Regions from separate parts of the Homo sapiens genome. Here regions 1 and 2 are each linked to region 3. Evidence: chromatin contacts called from ENCODE Hi-C or POLR2A ChIA-PET data. All regions are on one chromosome and are shown on one strand. Each heading gives the region's core, a stretch centred on a gene start or an enhancer-like site at or near the end of the contact. The rest is flanking DNA. Distances are from core to core; before and after follow the strand shown.

Evidence for each region. A loop is a pair of places that touch in the nucleus more often than their neighbours do. ChIA-PET counts read pairs that join two places held with the same protein, here RNA polymerase II (POLR2A). Pooled maps may share reads with other maps.
Region 1: a pooled map shows a loop between it and region 3 (2.6-fold over the local background). The contact joins two enhancer-like sites. A Hi-C loop is called at or near these places in 8 of 168 maps with a recorded cell type or tissue (GM12878, K562, Ramos and 4 more), 1 of 37 single-sample maps with no recorded cell type and 6 of 50 pooled maps. POLR2A ChIA-PET finds 5 or more read pairs at or near these places in 1 of 52 experiments (K562).
Region 2: a loop to region 3 is called in a map with no recorded cell type, with 7 times the contacts of the local background. The contact joins two enhancer-like sites. A Hi-C loop is called at or near these places in 2 of 168 maps with a recorded cell type or tissue (lower leg skin and upper lobe of right lung), 5 of 37 single-sample maps with no recorded cell type and 8 of 50 pooled maps. POLR2A ChIA-PET finds 5 or more read pairs at or near these places in 3 of 52 experiments (OCI-LY7, T-cell and activated T-cell).

Annotation. Positions count from the first base shown.
Region 1 is chr19:15,193,053-15,197,020 of GRCh38, forward strand. All of the region lies in intron 2 of NOTCH3 (notch receptor 3), which reads right to left. Among named protein-coding and RNA genes, the nearest start is that of NOTCH3, 6.0 kb to the right of the region's middle. RefSeq lists enhancers at 1,513-2,013, 2,014-2,514. Within about 2 kb of position 2,404, at least 20 of the 41 ENCODE cell types and tissues checked have a DNase peak (open chromatin) inside an H3K27ac peak, as active enhancers do.
Region 2 is chr19:15,284,842-15,288,698 of GRCh38, forward strand. All of the region lies in intron 1 of BRD4 (bromodomain containing 4), which reads right to left. Among named protein-coding and RNA genes, the nearest start is that of BRD4, 46 kb to the right of the region's middle. RefSeq lists an enhancer at 1,300-1,349. Within about 2 kb of position 1,575, at least 5 of the 41 ENCODE cell types and tissues checked have a DNase peak (open chromatin) inside an H3K27ac peak, as active enhancers do.
Region 3 is chr19:15,554,341-15,558,032 of GRCh38, forward strand. No RefSeq gene overlaps it. Among named protein-coding and RNA genes, the nearest start is that of CYP4F22, 48 kb to the left of the region's middle. RefSeq lists a silencer at 1,473-1,532 and an enhancer at 1,993-2,132. Within about 2 kb of position 2,156, at least 11 of the 41 ENCODE cell types and tissues checked have a DNase peak (open chromatin) inside an H3K27ac peak, as active enhancers do.

The DNA of each region.
Region 1 (3,968 bases), core at 1,154-3,653, 360 kb before region 3:
GTCCAGGCAAGGAGAACATATACGAATAACAAATTAATATACAACATGCTGGCAGGGGGCGGTGAAAGCCATCAGAACCATGAAGGATGTAGTCAGTTGGGTCACAGCCCCTGAAAAGATGACATCCATGTCCCAGAACCTGTGACTAGGACCTTACTTTTTTTTTAAATGGCTCTTTGCAGATGTAATTTTTTTTTTTTAAGAGACGGAGTCTTGCTCTGTCACCCAGGCTGCAGTGCAGTGGCGCGATCTTGGCTCACTGCAACCTCCACCTCCCGGGGTTCAAGCAATTCTTTGTCTCAGCCTCCTGCGTAGCTGGGAGTACAGGCACACGCCACCAGGCCTGGCTATGCAGATGTAATTAAATGAGAGATGTCAAGATGAGATTATTCTGAATTATCCACCTGGGCCCTAAATTCAGTGACAAGTGTTCATACAAGAGAACGGCTCACAACTGTAATCCCAACACTTTGGGAGGTCAAGACAGGATAATCACTTCAAGCCAGAAGTTCAAGATCAGCTTGAGCAACATAGGGAGACTTTTTTTCCACAAAAAAAAATTAAAAATTATAACCGGGCATGGTGGCAGGAGCCTGTAATCCCAGCTACTCTGGAGGCTGAGGCAGGAGAATCGCTTGAACCCAGGAGGCGGAGGTTGCAGTGAGCCGAAATTGCACCACTGCACTCCAGCCTGGTTGACAGAGGGAGACTCCATCTCAAAAAAAAACAAAAAACAAAAAAAACAAACAGGCCAGGCGCAGTGGCTCATGCCTGTAATCCCAGCACTCTGGGAGACTGAGGTGGGCGGATCACGAGGTCAGGAGTTCAAGACCAGCCTGGCCAATATGGTGAAACCTCGTCGCTACTAAAAATACAAAAATTAGCTGGGCGTGGTGGTGCACTCGTGTAGTCCCCGCTACTCAGGAGGCTGAGACAGAAGAATTGCTTGAACCTGGGAGGCGGAGGTTGCAGTAAGCCGAGATCGTGCCACTGCACTCCAGCCTGGGTGACAGAGAGAGACTCCACCTAAAAAATAAAAATAAAAGATTAGCTGGCCGTGGTGGCTCACACCTGTAGTCCCAGCTTCTTGGGAGGCTGAGGTGGGAGGATCGCTTCAGCCTGGGAGTTGAAGGCTGCAGTGAACTAAGATTGCACCACTGCACTCCAGCCTGGGTGACAGAGCAAGACTCTGTCTCAAAAAAAGAGAGAGGCAGCCAAAAGGAGATTTGGGTGGGAGAAGGAAGAGAAGAAGACAGAGACAGGGACTGGAGTGAGACAGCCACTAGCTGAGAAACGTCTGGAGCCACCAGAAGCTGCAAGAGTCAGTTCTCCCCTGGGTCCCCATGGAGAGGCTCAGCCCTGCCGATATCTTGATTTCAGACTTCCAACCTCCAGAACTTCAAGAGAATAAATTACTATTGTTCAAGCTACCCAGTTTATGGTAATTTGTTAGAGCAGCCGTAGGAAGCTAAACCACAGGGTTAAGGGGGATAGAATGATGGGGTCAAGGAGGTGGAATTCTATTTTCACAGACATATGAAGGTAAGGAGGGGGCCATGGGGCTTTCTGGGGAACGGCATTCCAGGCAGAGGGAACAGCAAATGAAAAGTCTCAGACCCATGTCCAAGCGCGGTGGCTCACGCCTGTAATCCCAACACTTTGGGAGACCGAGGCAGGTAGATCACCTGACATCAAGAGTTCGAGACCAGCCTGACCAACATGAAGAAACTCCGTCTCTACTAAAAACACAAAAAATCAGCCAAGTGTGGTGGCACATGCCTGTAATCCCAGCTACTCCGGAGGCTGAGGCAGGAAAATCGCTTGAACCCAGGAGATAGAGGCTGCAGTGAGCCAAGATCGAGCCACTGCACTCCAGCCTGGGCAACAAGAGCGATACTCGATCTCAAAAAAAAAAAAAAAAAGGAAAAGGAAAAAAAGAAGTCTCAGACCCCAGGACACAACCACGCAGGCACACACAGACAGGCCCAGAAACCACAGCTACACACACAGAGGGACACACCAATTGGACGCCATGGCCTGGCCAGCACTCAAGACACCAACCCACAGCATCCCACGCGGAAATGAGCAACTCTCACTCACAGGGACAGACAGCAGGGCTCCCACAAACCCTCAAGTCCCTTCTCTGGGACTTATATAGCCTCTTATGCAGGGATGGGAGGGTGGAGGGTTGGGGTACTGACACCACTGTTGGTACCCTCATCTTGGGGGGGTGGTCCTTCAACCTGCAGCCCCCTCCCCAAGCCCACCAAGGAGTGTGAGGAATTGGAACTGGGAGGGGTTGGTCTTAAGACTGGAAATCTCCAAGGGGCACTAGCGGGGTCAGAGGGAGGGGCTTAGAGAAGCCAGAGAGTCCAAGCTCCGCCCCCCGACGCTGCCAACCCTCACCCCCCTCTATCCCCCCACCCTCCGCCCCTGGCGCGGTTGTCCTCCCTCCGGCTTGTCCCAGACGCCTGAGACTGAACTCAACAAGCGGCTGACTCAGTCCTTAGCGTCACCCGCAAGATCCCCCCCACCCCGGCCCCCAGCGAAACAGGTCGGGGCACGGCCGAGCAAGCAAGGGTGCGGGTGGCGTTGGGAGGGGAGGGCACAGCTCCCGTCCCCTCCTCCAAGGCCCGCAGGGCGACCACTGCGGCCCCGACCGCGCGTCGGGAGGGGGCGCGCTGCGCTGGGCGCCGAGGATAGCTGGTCCCACCGCCAGGCAGGGCGCGACCCGCGCGGGCCCCCTCCCGACGCCCCGGGCGGGTTCCCACGCTCTGCGTCCCGCGCCCCCGCCGACCGGTCGGGCCGGTTCCAGCCCCAGCCCGCGCCCCGCCCCACGGCCTAAGCTTTGGGGGAGACGGAGGGGGGAGCGCAGACCTAGTTAGGGGGGGCACGGCGGGTGAGGCGAGGACTAGGAGATGGGGACGAGGTCTATGGAAACGTCTGCTGCCGGTGGGGGGGTCTTGGGGGATCCATGGGTGGGGTGACAGCTTGGGGGCATCCTTGAAAGGACTTGAGTATTTGAGACCGTGAAAGAGACTCGTGGGGGGTGGAGGGCGTGTAGGGAGTGGTTCCCACAGCCCAACTCGGAGGACTGAGCCCGCTCCACTCCGGGCGATCCGGGCTCCGGGCGCCGCGCGCGCCGGTGATTCACCTGTCGAAGGGCGGGGCAGCCGCGGGCTCATTCACCTGTCGGCAGTATTCCAGGCGCGGAGCTCCACTGCGCAGGCGCCCGGCCCCACCGCTCGCCCTCCCAGGTGTGTGGCTCCAGGTAAGGTCACACTTTTCCCCATCCCGCCCCACCTTCGCAGACCCCCCAGCCCCAGGAAACCCTCTCAGTCAGGCTCAGCCCTCCACAAAGGTGAGCCCGAGTGGGAGATCCAGCCAAAATAAATGTAGGTGTAACTTCAAAGCGGCTCTTCTTGGTCTAAAATCACCCCAGACCCACCCAGCTTGGGCCTGACCCAGTACTTGGCACACATGATGCTGAATAAATGAATACATTAATGAGTCAATCAATGGCTACTGCGTGAACTGCTGTTATTAATGATAGCATGAAAGGAGCCAAGCATTTCCTCATAACCTTGAGAGACTTCTCCTTAGAGCACCTGTTTCCTGCCTCCCTACCATTATTATTTATAATAATGCCTATGTTGAGCACATACTATATTCTGAGCACTTAATGTATGTTGAGTGCATACAGGAGTTATTATTGCCCCATTTTCCAGATGCAAAAACTGAGGCTCAAAAAGCTTGAATGCTCAAGGTGTCCCAGACCCCAGAATTTAAGCTGAGCTCTTTCTGTCTCTGCTCAGCTCCTTCCCAGCCTCTGCTCTGCTCCCTGCAACCTCTTGCCTTTCCTTGTGATATCTAACAACTAAATTGTTAAGTCCCTTCACAGTCGCCAGTGAAGCATTCCCTATTTCACAGGTGCAATGATGATCAGAGAGGGAAAGTGACTAGCCCAA
Region 2 (3,857 bases), core at 325-2,824, 270 kb before region 3:
CATAATCACTTTGTGAGAACCATGTTCTTGTTTGCCCCTAATTCCACCTAACTTCCACAAAGTAAATAACCCACAGAAGTCAAGCAGCCCAACTCTTACACTGACAGGCGAGTACATGGAGGTGCTGGAGAGAAAAGACACAGAGCATGCCTCATCTCCTCACTGTGCACACCCTTCCTCCTCTCTCCAGCCCCTGCAGGCAGCAGCCACTCACAGAGCAGCCCTGGGTGCTGTGCCACAAGGGAGCCTTGGATGCAGCCAAGTTGGCATCTTGCAGACTCAAGAGTCCATCACACAACCTAAGTTCACTCCCCTGCAGATGTGGCCAGCTTGTCCTCTGAGTCCACTGAGGAGTAACAGCCACTTAACTGGTAAGGAATTTTCAGACCAATAGAAACCAAAACCCAGGGCAGCGACTATCACACTCGTATGGAACCTGTGGCAGTCCCTAGGAACGCCTCACCACCTTTCTACTAAAAATCTGATTAAGTTCAGGAGTTCAGGCCCAGCCTGGGCAACATGGCAAAACCGTGTCTCTACCAAAAATACAAAAGATTAGCCAGGCTTGGTGGTGCACGCCTGTGGTCCCAGCTACTCTGCCCAGCTCCAGCTACTTGGGAGGCCAAGGAGGGAGGATCGCTTGAGCCTGGGAGACAGAGGTTGCTGTGAGCCGAAATCACACCACTGCACTCCAACTTGGGTGACAGAGTGAGACCCCATCTCAAAAAAAGAAAAAAAAATCTAAGGATGTAGAAATAAGGTGCATCACACATAAATAAAGCCTTAGACTAGGGTCTAGCATACAGAATGAAAAAATTTTAAAAAGTGCACATCCCTGAGTAGAAAAGAGATGGCAAGATAACATAAAACTTTGGCTAATTTTTATTACTACTTTTTACATTTGTTTTTCCCAACTCCCTGAAATACCATCAACATAGTTATCAATCAGGAACTAAAGGGAAAAAATACTTTAAGGAGGACTTAAATGGCCAGGGGTGGGTGGGGGCACGAAGCACAGCAGGAGAGACACCTGGCTTAGTTAGGATGGTGCCCACTCTGAGTTTAGTAACTGCTTTAGGAGGCGTGTGTGAGGAGAGCCAGAGAGCAACATGCTGGCAGCATGAGACCCACTGGCCTTCCCTAGCTCCCTAAGTTATTCCCAGGTTCTCCCAGATGCCATGCTAGGCTTGCCTCGTCCAGGGAGGGAGCCACCTCAAGGAGGTGCCCCATTACCCTCTCCTAAGTCCCAATACCCTCCCACCAATTCTTCCCACGCCTCTGTCCTATGGACCTAAGGCCAAAAGCCAGACAAAGGGGGACAAAGGTCTTTCCTCAGGTATCCAGTAACACAAATCAGTCCAGTCCCCTCCACCCCGAGCAGATGAGAAAAGGAGCATAGCCCCTCCCCTGCACCGGCCTAACATGGAGGAGCCAACACAGTGCTGCAGCAAGACCATAATCAGGCACCGTGGTACTCACAGGCTGGAGGCCTTATTAGCACAGAAGACGAGAAAGAGACTTCAGCAGCAGAGACAGGGAAGTAATAGGGACATCAGGTGGAGGGCATGGGAGAGGAAGGTGGCTGCTGCACGGAGGAAGTGAAACTCCATACTTGCACATCTGCGCATGTCCAACAGAAATACAATGTGGCTACTCATGCCATTTTAAAATTTCTAGGAGCCACATTAACAGAGAAAGCAGGTATGCTTACCCAAAATACCATTTCGACATATAAACGTGTAACATTTTTTTCCTTACTAAATCTGTGAAATCTAAGTGTGCATGCCCCACAGTCACAGCACAATTCAGGTGCTAAATTTTCACCCAAAATATGTGATCTGTATTTAGATTCCATAAAACTTGCAGCTGAAAAAGTAGATTCACATACCCGAGGTGTCCCCAACATATCTGGATGTTTTTCACTAACTAAACTGAGCATCAGCTTTGAAAATTAATTAGAATTTGATTAAAGTAAAAATTCATTTCCTCGGTAGCACTAGCCACATTTTTTGATGCTCAAGAGCCACGTGGGGTTAGTGCTGACCTCACTGTGAAAATCTAAGAGGTTTCACTGGCTAGGAGGCCAAGGGCAGGCATTTTAGGAACTCTGCTCTGGGGCCACAGGGATGGGGAATACTACACATTCAGGCTGGTTAGACCCCAGTCAGTTTCCACACCTACCACTTTTATCACCCACAGATCCACCTGTGCTTTAAATCAACCTGCTCAACTAAAATATATCTATTTAAAAGAAAACATTAACATAGCATTAGTATTAACACATCACCTGTGTGAATGGGGGAAACATATGGGAAATCTCAACACAGGATACAATCATTGTTGAGTTTCCTGTATGCAAAAAAATGTTTATGCGGTTTTAGAGGACAGTGCCTTTATTCTTTTTTTTTTTAAGACACAGTAAAAACTTTAATAATCTTATTTTTATTATGGTAAAATATATGTAACATAAAACTTACCACTTTAACCATTTTTTACTGTATAGTTTGGTGACATTAAGTGCATTCACGCTACTATGCAATCACTATCTAGCTCCAGAACTTTTTAATTTATGTATTTATTTTCTTTAAAGATGGGGTCTTGCTATGTTGCTCAGGCTGGTCTCAAACTCCTGGGCTCAAGCAATATTCCTGCCTCAGTCTCCCAAAGTGCTGGGACTACAGATGAGCCACCACAACTGGGCGTTTCAGAACGCTTTCACCTTGTAAAACAAACTCTGTAACCCATATATCCACTAAACACTAACTCCCAATCCCTGCCTCTGGCAACCACCATTCTACTTTCTGTCTCTGTGGAAGTGACTCCTATAGGTACCCAGCGTGAGTGAAACCACAAAGTATTTGTCTTTTTGTGGTTGTCGTATTTCACTTGGCATAACGTCTTCTAGGTTCATCCACATTGTAGCACCTCTGAATTTCTTTTTTTTTTTTGAGACAGTCTCCCTTTGTCGCCCAAGCTGGAGTGCAGTGGTACGATCTAGGCTCATTGCAACCTCCACCTCCTGGGTTCGGCGATTCTTGTGCCTCAGCCTCCCGAGTAGCTGGGACTACAGACACGTGCCACCACGTCTGGCTAATTTCTGTATTTTTAGTAGGGACTGGGTTTCACCAACTTGGTCAGGCTGATCTCAAACTCCTGACTTAGATGATCTGCCCACCTCGGCCTCCCAAAGTGCTGGGATTACAGGTGTGAGCCACTGTACCTGGCCTGAATTTCATTCCTTCTTAAGGCTGATTAATACTTCATATTTTGCCTATCTATCCATCCATCAATGGACACAGGTTGCTTCTATAATACCTTTTGGCTACTGTGTATAGGGCTGCTATGAACATGGGCGTACAAATACATGTTTCAGTCCCTGCTTTCAAAGAGAATGCCCTTAAGAAATGTTTGCTGAAGTACACAGAGGTAATATCACATCTGCAACTTATTAAAAGGATTTATGGGTGGCTGGGAAGGATCGCTTGAAGCCAGGAGTTTCAGGCTGCAGTGAGCTATGATCTGCCCTCCAGACTGGTGACAGAGCAAGACCACATCTCAAAAAATAATAAATAAAAATAAATAGAAGAAGAGGAGTGAAACACAGGATCCAGTTATAAACTTGGACAATCACCCATCAAAAATCAGCTCCTTCCCAGAAGATGTTTATAAGGCACAGGCAGAATTCATCCGGAACTGCAGACACTGCCCTAAGCCCATCCACACCCTCCGCTGGCTTCTCCTGCTGGTGTGCAGAGCACAGAACAGCTTCACAGTCTTCCCTTGTTTTTACCAAAGCAGCCGAGCAGCTGGTGCTACACAGGCTGGTGCACTGCCCAGCAGACACACAGGGCCGCCGA
Region 3 (3,692 bases), core at 906-3,405:
CAGGACTTTGTGTGCTCTGTTAAACAGAGACAGTGTGAGCAAAGATGGGACTAGGCAGATCAGTTAGGGGTGACTGCATTCGTCCAGGTGAGACATGATGGTGGCTTCAACCAAGCCGGGGTCTTTAGATGTGATCAAGAGCAATTGGATTCCAAGGAGGAGTGACTGTTCACAAAGGCAGTGCTGTCAGGCTTGGTGGTGGATAAAACGTGAAGTTTGAAAGAAGTGGGGGACACTAGGTTTGGGCTTGAACATCTGGAAAAATGGAACTGCCATCAGCTGACGTGGGGAATGCTGAGTGGAGTAAGTTGTTTTGTGGGAGATGTCAGGATGTCAGTTTTGGTTCAGAGGAATTGGACATGTCAGTCGAATAAACGGTTCTCCAATTCAAGAGTTTTGGGTTGGGCATGTATATTTGGGAAGCCTTAGTATAAATATTTTATATATTTTTCCAAAAGCTAGTGAAGCGATTTCAAATGGGGGTGATTTTTCCTACCAGATGACATTCGTTGTTATTTGGAAACATTTTTGGTTGTCACAACCGGTGGTTACTATTTGCGTCTAGAGGGTAGGGACCCAGCACTCTGCTAAACATTCTACAAGACAAAGGATACCTAGCTCAATAAAACAAGTAATTATCCAGTCCCAAAGGCAACAGTTCTGCTAATTAAAAACCATGAACTGGAGAACCAAAACAAACAAAAAAAAAAAAACAAAAAAAAAAAAACAGAAAAGAAAGCAAAACTTTAAGACTGGGTGAGATCTCATGTGTGCGTGTGTGTGTGCGCGCACGCGCGCGCGCGCGTGTGTGTGTGTGTGTGTGTGTGTGTGTGTGTATGGAGTAAGGGCTTAAGGGAGCCCTGGGGGTGGTCTCCAAAGTTAACCTAACAATTATGAGGCCAGGCGTGGTAGCTCACACCTGTAATCCCAGCACTTTGGGACGCCGGGGTGGGCGGATCAGTTGAGGCGAGGAGTTCCAGACCAGCCTGGCCAACATGGTGAAACTCCATCTCTACTTAAAATACAAAAAATTAGGGCAGGGCGCGGTGGCTGACTCCTGTAATCCCAGCACTTTGGGAGGCCGAGGCGGGCGGATCACGAGGTCAGGAGATTGAGATCATCCTGGCTAACACGGTGAAACACTGTCTCTACTAAAAATAAAAAAAAAATCAGACGGGAGTGGTGGCACGCGCCTGTAGTCCCAGCTACTCGGTAGGGCGAGACAGGAGAATCGCTTGAACCCGGGAGACGGAGGTTGCAGTGAGCCAAGATAGTGCCGCTGCACTCCAGCCTGGGTGACAGAGCGAGACTCGGTCTGAAAAACAAAAACAAAACTTTTTTTTTTGATTGAGTGCTTCCTGTGTGCTCTTTCCATATATTCCCATTTAATCCTCATACTGACTTGTAAGATCACTTTTTATTATTCCGTTTAACAGAGGTAGAAACTGAGCCCCCGAATGAAGTGACTTACCCAAGATCATTCGGTGCGGCCTCAGCGCTGGCGCTGAGTCCTCTTCTGCCCCACCCCTCAGGCTCCCAGTCCTGGTCTAGATCCCTAGCCACGTAGCGTAGAAGGGGGCGTCGACGGGGGTTGGGCTAGAGTTGGAGCGGGGAGGAGATGAGCTAAAGCGGGGCTGGCTGTGCGAGAGGCAGTAGCAGCGGCGTGTGTCCTGGGGCGCCCCCCGGTGGCCTGTGCTGGGGTCGTCGGCCGGGATCCCCTGTTCGACGTACTCCGGGGCTGAATGGGAAACAGACAGTCCCAGACCCTACGTGAGCCACCCGGATCTTGCAGGTGCTGCCTCTCCTACACCCCCCTCCCAACCGAGGGTCTCCAAGAGCGCATCCTTTGCCAAACATCTCCTGGGCCCTTTTCGGCGCAACCTCGCCATCCACTAGCAAACGAAGTTAGCCTTGAGATCCGACATATGTGGGCTCAATCTAGGCTCTTCCTTCCTAGGGGCGGCCTTGGGCACGTGACTGTCCCTCTCTGCACCTCGGCTTTTTCTTGTCATGCGAATAGTCCGGTATCATCATGCTTGTAATGCACACTGAGTTTCCGCCAAGGGCCACGAGGGTGAATAAATGAGAATGAGAAGGGGAGGAGTAAGGTCCCTGGGTCCCCGGAGCCCTGTTACACGTACTGCAAGTGTAATTCTCAAAACACCGAAGTCTGGTCCTGTCGCTGGCGGCTGTGGGACCTCCTTCCTCCTGAGTGTGAAGAACGCTCCCTCTGCTGGACAATTTGGAGATCCATTCTCTATTCGTTCAATTTTGTGTCCGTGCACGTTTGAGCGTGCATGTGTGACCGCGTATGTGTTTGGGTGCATTTGGGTAACAGTGTGTGCATGTGTTGTAGTGTGCACACGAGTGTGTGTAAACGTGTATGTGTCGGTGTGACTGTGTGTGCGCATATGGATGGGTGTGTTGGAAGGAGAGGAGAGGAGAACTCCACTCACTGAGTCACTGTAACTATCCACACACACCAGGCTGTGTTCCTGCTCATGGCTGGAGCCACTGTCAGAGCCCTTGCCTCTGTCCCCAGGTCTGACCTGTGCGGTGCAGGCAGGACATTCTGGAGAAATCATGCCCTTGGAGGAAGCTGTCAGTAATGACTGGTGGGTATTGGTGGATAAATACCCCAGCTCCCTCTCTCTGGGGGTGAAGACTCCCTTGTTCTGGGAGGTGCATGTTCTATTCTGTCTCCCTGAGGTACTAGGCAGGGCTGAGCCCTAGCTACCCACAGTGGAAACTTCCTCAATAAAGGTCCCTTTAACTGCTGCTGCCTTCCCTTCCCCATCCCTCTTCTCCATTGCCCTAATTGTGTTTCCAGGGATCACCTCCCAAAGAAACAACAGGCAGTTGAACTCTTGTCTTATGGTCACCCTCCTGATAGAGGATTTGCACTCAACTCCTTGTATTAAGGTCTAGTTCCAGGGAACCCAAATTAAGACACACATGTGTGCTGGTTCCTCCAATCCCCAGAAGCCTGTCAGTGTGCGCTTTTATTTATTTTTTTTACCAACGATGAATGTGAGGCTCAGAGAGGGCAAATCACTTGCCCAAGGTCACACGGCAGTGAGGGAGTGGCAGAGCCTGGCTTTGACTATGGGCTGTCTGACCACAAGCTGGGTGCTCACTCCTCTCCTGACAGCCTCCTCCCTCCTCAAGGACATGGAAGGAGCAGGGAATAAGTTATAAGTGTAAAATTTGAAAGGGAAATTCTTCCGCTTTCTGCTTCTGCTTCTACCTCTGGCCCAGCAGTTTGGTGTGCTCTTTTTTCAGTTTTTAAAAATTAAAAAACGTTCATATATATATGAACGTTTTCCAATGTATATAAAAGCATTTATGCACACGTTACCGGGTTTTTTTTGTTTATTAAAAAAATTTTTTTTTTGGAGACAGGGTCTCACTCTGTCACCCAGGCTGGAGTGCAGTGGCATGATCTCGGCTCACTGCAACCTCTGCCTCCTGGGTTCAAGTGATTCTACTGCCTCAGCTTCCTGAGTAGCTGGGATTACAGGCACACCACCATGCCTGGCTAATTTTTTTTTTGTTATTTTTAGTAGATATGAGGTTTCACCATGCTGGCCAGGCTGGTCTTGAACTCCTGACCTCAAATGATCCACCCACCTTGGCCTCCCAGTGCTGGGATTACAGGGGTGAGCCACTGCACCCGGCCTTTTTTTTTTTTT